Regions from separate parts of the Homo sapiens genome. Here region 1 is linked to region 2. A link is a loop called in an ENCODE intact Hi-C map of the cell type or tissue named here. Cell type or tissue: dorsolateral prefrontal cortex. All regions are shown on one strand. Each heading gives the region's core, and the rest is flanking DNA. Links, peaks and the distances in the headings are about the cores only.

Evidence for each region. Peaks named below come from ENCODE experiments on the same cell type or tissue, not always from the same donor. Only the 100,000 strongest peaks of a DNase experiment are listed, where the experiment ranks them.
Region 1: a loop joins it to region 2, with 4 times the contacts of the local background. A loop is called at or near these places in 2 of 110 quality-filtered maps.

What each region holds. Positions count from the first base shown.
Region 1 is chr10:122,277,072-122,281,870 of GRCh38, reverse strand. All of the region lies in intron 3 of BTBD16 (BTB domain containing 16), which reads right to left. Among named protein-coding and RNA genes, the nearest start is that of BTBD16, 8.2 kb to the right of the region's middle. In dorsolateral prefrontal cortex, for the core only: a CTCF peak has its summit at 2,039 (motif pointing left); a DNase peak (open chromatin) is centred at 2,050; H3K4me3 peaks cover 393 bases; H3K27ac peaks cover 764 bases.
Region 2 is chr10:122,646,682-122,651,480 of GRCh38, reverse strand. No RefSeq gene overlaps it. Among named protein-coding and RNA genes, the nearest start is that of SPADH, 24 kb to the left of the region's middle. RefSeq lists an enhancer at 3,854-4,148. In dorsolateral prefrontal cortex, for the core only: CTCF peaks have their summits at 2,365 and 2,574; a DNase peak (open chromatin) is centred at 2,580; H3K27me3 peaks cover 489 bases.

The DNA.
Region 1 (4,799 bases), core at 349-4,348, 370 kb after region 2:
TGATGGAGAAAGGCAGAAGGGGAAGAAGAGGAAGTAAGTTTCTCATGGACATACGGACTTCCTGGAGCAAACTATCCAAAGGGCAAAATGCCAATTTGATTAACTAGGAAGAGTTACATAGACCTGGGGCTGGACCCCAGTCCTTCCATTTTCTGCTTCTTGGTCCCAGAGGAAGGGAGGAGTGAAAGAGTGAATGTTTGGAATAACTTGCAAGGACATGCCTTCAGTTAGCATTCTCTCTTTCATTGTCTCTGTGAAAGGTATCAACATAAAAATGGAGTTATGATGTGTTAAATACCCTGATGGAGCCTGGCATGGTATCATGCTCCTATAGTCCCAGCTACATGCAAGGGTGAGGGAGGAGGACCGCTTTAGCCCAGGAGTTTGAGGCTGCAGTGAGCTGTGATCATGCCTGTGAATAGCCATTGCCTTCTAGCCTGGGCAACTGCGCGAGACCTCATCTCTAAATCTCTTTAAAAAAACAAAACAAAAAAATCCACCCAACAAATAGAGGTGGGGAAGGCCAGGAAGGGAGAGTTCTCACACATGAATGCCTGATAATAAGAACTATCACAAAAGACTCTGCAAAACCTACAGCCACACACAAAGGCCATCACAACCTCACACACAAAAAAAGTACTGCGAGGACATCTGCCTTGCAACTCAAACTGGTGTCGCCCTTGTTATGGATCCTTGTAGCCAGGGATAATTATCTCAGAGCAATGATGTAATCCTCCTCACTTTTCCTTTAAAAACCTTTGTCTTGCCAGGCACGGTGGCTCATGCCTGTAATCCCAATACTTTGGGAGGCTGAGGCAGGAGCATCACTTGAGCCCGGGAGTTTGAGACCAGCCTGGGCAACATAGAGAGACCCCATCTCTACAAAACATTAAATAAAAAATTCAGCATGTGGTGGCCATGTCTGTGGTCCCAGCTACTTGGGAGGCTGAAGCGGGAGGATCAATTGAGTCTGGGAGGCTGAGGCTGCAGTGAGCTGTGATTGCACTACTACACTCCAGCCTGGACAACAAAGCAAGACTTGTTTCAAAACAAAACAAAAAAACCTTTGTTTTCCTTTACATCCCTGAATATACACGTAGTTTACAGTGGCACTGGTATTGCATTGCAATGCCTGTTCCAGAATAAACATCAGCCTCTTTTAGAGAGTCTTCCTCTCCTCTCTGTTTGTTATTTAGGTTAACGTGGGTCATTGTTCTCTAGTCCCACTATCCCAGAACTACTCTCTGGTTAAAAATAAATAAAATAAAATAATATAATATAATACAATATAATATAATATAATATAATATAAAAATATAGGGGTCCCTTCTTCCCATTCTTACCTCTTAAGCATGACCTCCTCCCACCCTTGAATGGACTTGGCATTGCGGGCAGAAAGGGAGAAAACCACTAGGCAGCCTCACCAGCTGGGGACAAGGAGGGCTCTGGGTCTTTCCTAGGGCCACAACCCCCTGAGCCTTCGTGGGGGTGCCCCCTCCCCAGTCTGGCCTGAGACACACCTCCCGTGCTGGATCTCTGGGTTTCCATGACAGCACGCATCCATACACGCCTGTGGACCCCAGGGACATGCTTGACACATGTGCATTGAGCGTATATGTGCCAGACACTTTTCTAAGCTCCTTACATGAATCATGTCATATAATTCTCACACAACCCTGTAAGACAGTATCCGTGATTTGCACATAAACTAAGGCACAAAAAGATTAGAGTACTCGCAAGGAAGTTAACATTTCCTCCTCTCAGCCTCCTCTCCCACACTCGGTGCCCCAGAGCCTGCAAAAGGACCAAGGTAAGACGATCAGCAGCCTGAAGATCAGCACCTCTGAGTGGCTGACCAGGAACTCCCTGCGTCATGAAAACCCAGACACGGCAGAAGGAAGTGTTGGCCAGCTGGGCACAATTACATACCCGAAATAGACGAGAAGCTGGGAGCCTGTTCCCTCAGCTTTCCATCATGAATGACCCTTTCCGTAACTCAAGAAATAGACTGGTCCAGCTCCTGTCCAAGCAGACAGCACCCCCAGGTGGGAAAAGCAGCAATGACACCATCCATGACATGAACACAGCTTGCCAGGTGGGGCAGAAACAGCCATGTAGTGCTTTGGGGGATATAACGTATGTTGCATGGGGCATTCCAGGCCCTTACTGACAGTGGAGTTTGCCACCTGAGAGTTGCCTGATGCCTGAAGGTTCACAAGAATTACCAGGAATAAGCCCTTCATGTTATACACACCCTTTATTCTTTCTAAGAAGTTACTCACAATCACATGGAACAAATTCCTATTGTGAACACAAAGAAAAGATGTGTGTGTGTGTGTGTGTGTGTGTGTGTGTGTGTTTCTCTTTCTCTGTCTCTTTTTTATTTTTAGAGACAAATCTCCCTCTGTCTCCCAGGCTGGAGTGAAACGGCACAATCATAGGTCACTGCATGCAGCCTCAATCTCCTTGGCTCAAGTGATCCTCCCACCTCAGTCTCCCAAGCAGCTGGTACTACAGGTTCAAGCCAGCATACCTGGCTAATTTTAAAATTTTTTGTAAAGACAGGGTCTCACCATGTTGCCCCATGCTGGTCTCAAATTCCTAGCCTCAAGCAATCCTCCCACCTAGACCTCCCAAAGCACTAGGATGACAAGTATGAGCCACCATGCCCAGACAAGTTTGTGTTTATTACAGAACATCAGTTTCTCCCATACTCAGTAGACTGCACCAGTGACTTCAATTCTTCATCCCTCCCTCTGTCCAAACCTTTTGCCTCCATACTGCAAAGTTTCTCTCCATAAGGAGACGGAGTGTGTTTTCTGTCCCTTGACTGGGAGTTTGGCCACGTGACTTGCCTCAGTTCATGGGGCCTAGTGAATGTGAAATGGTGGAAGATTTGAAAGACACATGAGCTCCTGGGCTTACCCTCATGCCCTCTGCTGTCACCATGATAAGCATGTGCCCAGGCTAGCCCACTATCTCAGGAGGAGGACAAGAGGCTCATGGAACAGAGCCCAAGTGCCCTGGCAGAACCAATCCTGAATCAGCTGAGCACCAGATGCGTGGCAGTAGACATACCCAGAACACCTGAGAGTATCTGCTGCCTCTGGACATGCAGCTTCCCAATATCACAAAGGAGAGGGCCAGATGTGTAAAAGCTTCTCCCCAGAAGACCGGCTCCTCTGCCCCTGTTGTGCTGGAGGAAGGTGTTGTCCTGGAGGAAGGAACTGGGGAAGGTGCAAGGAGGCAGAGTGAAATAAAGGGGGTGTTGACTGGCAGAGCACAGAGCTGAGACACCCCAAGATGAAATCACCGGGATTAATTACTAAAATGCTGCCCAGGCAATAAAGAAAATAGTTCTGTTTACTAAGCATCTACTATTTGCCAGAAACAGTGCAAAGCATTTTCAATATATGGCTTCATTTAATCCTCAAGATGACTCTTCATCTTGAAGAAGGTGCTCTATAACCATTTGAAAGATGAGGAAACTGAGGCCCAAAGAGGGTTAGCCACTGACTAAAGGTCACAGAATTAGTAAGTGAAGAAGTGGAGATTCCAGCCCCATTGATAGACTGCTTTTAACAGTCCAAATGCCCAGCACCAAATGCCATTTCAACACCCCACCCCTCAGGCCACTGCCTCCAGTTTAGCTCAGTGACTCACAGAGATTTAGTTCTTGCTGCCCAGACCCTCTCATCAGCTTTTGGGATCATTTTGCCTCTGTTCCTAGGCCTAGCTCCAGCACCTGCATCCCTGGCCGAGCCCTGGCACTAAGGAACTCGGCAACGGAAAAGTGTTGGCCAGTGGCTCTAGAGAGGGAAGATTTGGCTACTCGCTGAAGAAAGATTGAGCAGGCAGTTCTTCTGTGCCAGGTGCTGTCCCAGGAGTACAGTCCATGCTCACTTTGATTTGGCTGTGAGCTCACAAGACTGATGCTGCCAGCCTAAGGATGGTAACGGCATCAAGCCAGGTCCATGGCACCAGGGAAATGAGGTGTACCTTCTGCAATAGGGTTGCTACAAATTACATGTTTGTTTCCTCCAAACCTCGTGTAGAAATTTGATCCCCAATGTTGGAGGTGGGGCCTAATGGGAGGCATTTTGGTCATAAGGGCAGATCCCTCATGAATAGATTAATACCATCCCTCAGGGGTGGGTTCTTACTCTCTTAGTTCCCACAAGAGCCGGTTGTCAACAAGAGCCTGGGACCTCCCCTCTCTCCTCTCTCTTGCTTCCTCGCTTGCCATGTGATCTCTGCACACTCGGCTCCTCTTTGCCTTCCACCATGAGTACAAGCAGACTGAGGCCCTCACCAGAAGCTGAGCAGATGCTGGCGCCATGCTTCTTGTACAGCCTGCAGAACCTTGAGCCAAATAAACCTTTTTTCTTTATAAATTTCTGATCCTTAGGTATTTCCTTATAGCAACACAAACAGACTAAGGCAAGGGTCCAGCTCTGTGTTTCCAGGAGAGGCAAGAGAGAACTCATCACATGGAGAAGTGGGTCTAGCCTACTGCTCGGAATGCCATGAGATTGAGAGAGGATCAATTCATTGGGTGAAAATGGACATTTACAAGCTGTCTAAACACTGAGCCAGGACTAACTAAGTTTTGTTTGTCAAAAAATCAGTTGGTCCCTGGATAATAAACTCAGAATCCTGTTTGGGTTCAAAGTTCCCACTGGGAAGAAAAATTGTAAAAAAAAAAAAAAAAAAATTCAATCTTTCTCTGCACTTTTGTAACCACCCACATTCTCAGAGGTAGTAGTCACTTATGACCCTGTCCATGCCTGAGAGCTGGC
Region 2 (4,799 bases), core at 488-4,487:
CCAGCCATTCTGGCTTGTCTGGGATCGAAGGGTTCCAGAACTTGAGATTTTCAGTGCTAAAACTGGAAAAGTCCCAGGAAAATAGTACTGAATTGGTTCCCCTACCAAAGTTCTGGGTGTAATTTAAAGGAAAATCCAGTGATCAGAGGAAGGGAGAAGAGACAGAGATTTTATTAACCAAAGTCCCAGGAAAATAGTACTGAATTGTTTCCCCTACCAAAATTCTGCATGTAATTTAAAGGAAAATCCGGTGATCAGAGAAAGGAAGAAGAGACAGCAATTTTATTAACTAGGCAGCCATCCTGACACAATGGGAGCCAACCACATCCTGACCAAACTTAACCAGTGAGGCTTCCACAAAGATTTAAGAGTTCCAGTAGCTTCCTGATACCCCCTCCCCAACTCTTCTGCTCTCCTCACAGCACACAGAAGGCATCCCTCTGGGAGAAGGTGACAAGCTGGGACAGTCACTGTGGGTCTCTATCCTGAGAAGTTACTGATCCTGTGTTCCCTGTGAGTTTCTTCATAATTTTCCACCCCCACCCACCCCTCCAATACAAAAGTCTGAGCTTGGCACTATGCCTAGGCACCCCAGGCCAACACTCAACCCTCCAGTATTTACATACTTGGGAGAAGACAGGTATCAAGAAGCAGACTCCCCATCTTTGCCACCTGTAGTCCCATATGTAGAAATCTGCAGTGGTGCATGGGGTGGAGGTGGGTTGGTTGAGGAGAGATTCTAACTCATCAGAACACAGGAAAGCCTGGGTGGCTGTGCACCCATTCCAAGCCTCCTTGACCATAGAGAGCTCCCCAGCAGGCTGTGAATGAGGATGGAGCAGATTTTGAAAGCGTTCACTCCTCTATGTTCCCTGCTAGCTCTGTACAAATCTTAGATCTCAATCAGATGAGTCATTACCCAGCATGGTGGCCTCACTCTGCCTTGGCTTCTCCTTTGTCCTGAGCAGTTGTCCCAGGCCAAGCCCTTGGAGTCATCAGTGCCCCCACATGACTCCATCACTTAATCTTGGAGCTTAAGCCTCTTGGAAGATGCTGTTACAGAAACAAATCTTTGTCTCTGATTCAGCAGGGATGCTGTTCCTCATTTCGAAGCTTGGACAAACCATATGGGCTCCCAGGCACTTATAGGTATAGAGTTCCAGGGAAAACAGAACTGTCACCTGAAGGTTGGCTCAGGCCAGATATCCAAAGATGGAGCTGAGGGATATCAGACGTCCTCATGGCTAAGAGGAGCAGGAGAGGGAATTTGGTGCTGGACTCAGGCAGAGGGAGATGAGGCAGGACTCTGACGTGTGCCATCCCATAGCCTCCACCACCTGGCTTCCCGTCTTTGGCCTGCCCCTAACCTGTACCTGGACAGCTTTCCCTTCCCCAGGGGCCAAGAGTAGGCCAGGTGCCACAACCACTGCTTTCATCAGAGCCTGTGGGAGCTTCCCAAGGCATCTCCCTGCCGAGGTAGCTTTGGATTCCACACTTGCTAAAACACAGACGCTTTCCAAAAAAATTTAATGCCAATGAAGGAAACTTGAACATGGTGGCAGGCCAATGAAGCCTTTTTCCAAGCTCTCCTAGTGTATTTGCCCCTTTCTGGGTGAGCTGTAGGCAGTGGGGCATTGTGAAATCTTTAACAACAGGCTCTGGGAAGGTGGAAGCTTCCTTTGTAGCGTGATTTCCATGGTGTGAATCCTCCCCCCATGGCCATTTTATGCCAGCAATAAGACGCCATTGCATGTGGAGCTGGGAGAGCTGGGCAGTCACTCCGCGGGGGACAGTATTTCCAGCAGACAGACACAACGTGATGTAAATATCCTTGGGCACAGGTAATAGTAAAATGGAGTCAAATAACCAGAAAGTGCTGAGTTTTGGTATTTAATATTTTTATTTTTAATATAATATTTATTTAATTGTAAGACTCTACAATTTAATTTTTAATAATGGCCACATAACATCCAGCTTGTATGATTTCTGAAAATGCAGCATTTCACAGACACAGGTTTCCCGAGAGGACCTTCTCCCTCCAGTCAGTGCACACCTGAGTGGCCTTGCCAAGCACTCGGGACACTAAGTACTCCAGCCAACACAGGCAATGGGAAGAGATGCTGAGGTCAAAGTTTCATCCCCTACAGGAAACGACCATTGGCTGGGGCTGTCCCTGATTCCCACACACCAGAAGCCATTCAGGTGCCATCAAACCTGCAGAGGATAGAGCCCCTGCCCAGGGCAGAACCCCTTACTAGCCACTGCAGGGATTTGGATGCCAGGAACAGGGCTGGAGGGGACAAGATCTCAAGGGGCTGCTGAATGCCACCTTCAGCCTGTGGTAGGGACCAGGCAGAAAGGGGAGCTACCATCCACTCTGTTGTCAGACAGTAGATCGGATTCTGTCCCCTTAAAGTAATGGAAAGGAGCCAGGACAGGCTTTCACAGGAGTCCTTTATTAGAGCTGAAAACTGTGGAACCCCTTCCTGTAATGGACAACCACGGGCACTCACAGTAAACACAGTAACAAGTTCTTCAGGAATAAAATAGCTCCAAGGTTGTTCTGCAGCGCCCTCTGGCACTGGCAGGTGGGATAACAGGAGGATGGTGAGATGCTGTGGTTCGAAGGGGCTGGAGGGCAGCCTCTGTCCCTACAAGGTCACAGGAGACAGCTCAAAACAGGTGCCATGTGGCCCGGCCTTGTGTTCTCTTGGCCCCTGGTTGTCAGTCACTCTGCTGAAGGTGGAGCCTGGAGCAGGATCACCGGGCTATGAGCAGGTACTGGAGGTGCGGAGAACTTGGAGGAGCCACCACAGGTCAAGTGAGTAGTCCCGTGGGGCCAGCTGGGGTGTGGGTGTGGTGTAGACATCACAACCCTCCTTTAAGCCCTCCTTTTGCACCTGGTACCACATCTTACATAGGAGCTGCAGACAGGAGTGTGTCTGATGCAGTTCTCTGTGCAAACTCAATGTGAGGCCAGGCCTCCTGGGCTCCTGGGCTCCTGGTGCCTTGGGGATGATGGAACAGGGAGGAGGGAACCTAGGACCAGAAGTCAGTGACCCCGACTCAGACCCCAACTCTGCCACTCGCTACCTGAATCCTGTGCAGTTCTGTGCTGACTTGCCTCTCTCAGCCTCAGTTTCCATCCCTGCCAGGTGAGAATAATACCTGGCCACATGGAGGATTAGAGGATTATGTCCAAGGTGCCAGGCTGGCAGAAGATGCTTAATCAGTGTTTCCTCCATGGCATGTTCTTATGGATGGCAGAGGCTGGGGCAAATATGAATCAGCAGAAATGAGGCACTTTAGGTCAGTGGGATTTTGATACGGTCTTTTGGGACTTGGAAAGTAGATCTTTCAGGAACACTCAGGGCAAGCCTGCTGAGAACCCCGCACCAGGGTCCCCCTCATCCTCACAGCAGGGACCCATAGTCTCCACTGCTCCTTCTTAAGCACAGGGCACAACCTGGACTCTCTCAGAGGGATTTAAGGAGTCCTAAACCAGCAGCTCTCAATCTTGGAACAACCTGAGTCTGGTGGGTCACCAATGTCCAGGCCTACCCTCTGATTAGATTCTGATCTAACTGGCTTGGGTGCAGCCTGGCAGCAGCAGGTTCAAAAGCCCCCGGGCCATTCTCACGTGCAGTAGAGTTGAGCACCCTTGCCTCAAACCACAGTCTCAGTTGCTGGGAATCACAGCCACTTGGTGTCAGCCCAATCCTCCCTGAGTGTGGAGATGTGGTGTGGATGGGGAGGATGGGTCCCTGCTCCCAAGCAAGCCCACTTCTCTGTGTCCCCTGTGACTGGACCCTCAGTCACACTCTGACAGCTTTAGTCCAGAGCCCCTGTCACCGGTGGCCCTGTCTTCTGCTCTACCTTTCACCTGGACCTCACTGCCTCTTGCTACCAAACTCATCTGTCCCTACTAGCCACTCTCCTGGCTGGGCCCTGCTGATAAAGGGGCCATTACCTCCTTCCTTGAGAGGCTGCCAAGTGGCTAACACTGTGGTGGTTATCTGTGAAGAAGCACTGGCTACTGGGGCTATTTTTAAGGAGAGGGGACACTTCAGGAGGTGGAAATGTTTCCTGTGGAAATAAATTTCCCCTTATAATGGTGACCCCTGCATGACCCCTCTTTGTATCCACAGGTTCAAGTACAGAGCCTGGCTTGGGGCTGGCGCTCATGGGGACCACTCAGGGCAAGCCTGCTGAGCCCCCAGCCCCAGGGTCCCCCTCATCCTCACAGCAGGGACCCACAGCCTCCACTGCTCCTTCTCAAGCACAGGGTACAACTTAGACATTCATGAATGAGTGAATGAACGAATGAATGAATGAATGAATGAATGAACGAACGAATGAATGGATGGAGTTGGGATTCCATGTTGGGTTCCCAGCCTCTGAACTTTTTTGAATTCTCGGATGTCTGACTTGCCACTTTGTTACTCTGATTGATGTGTACCTCAAACCCGCACACCACTCCAGCTTCCTGCTGCTTCTGCATCTGCTCAGATCCAGTCCTGGGCTGGTGCCTGCATTCCACTGCATTGACATTGCTTTTCAGGGCAGACTCATGGTCACAGGGGAACCCTTAAGGCTTTCCTTAACTGCCCCAGCCTGGGAGGTTAAGGGTGAGTGTTGGGGGTGATGGCAAGGAGAATGGAAACCAACAAGAGACAGTCCCTGGGGCCCCCTAGCTCCTCTGACTCCTGGTAGGGCTCAGGACGCACTCTGAATCCCACGGAGGCTCATGGCGTCTCACCACAGCTGCCGGTGGTGGGCAGCTCTTGGGCAGCCCTAGT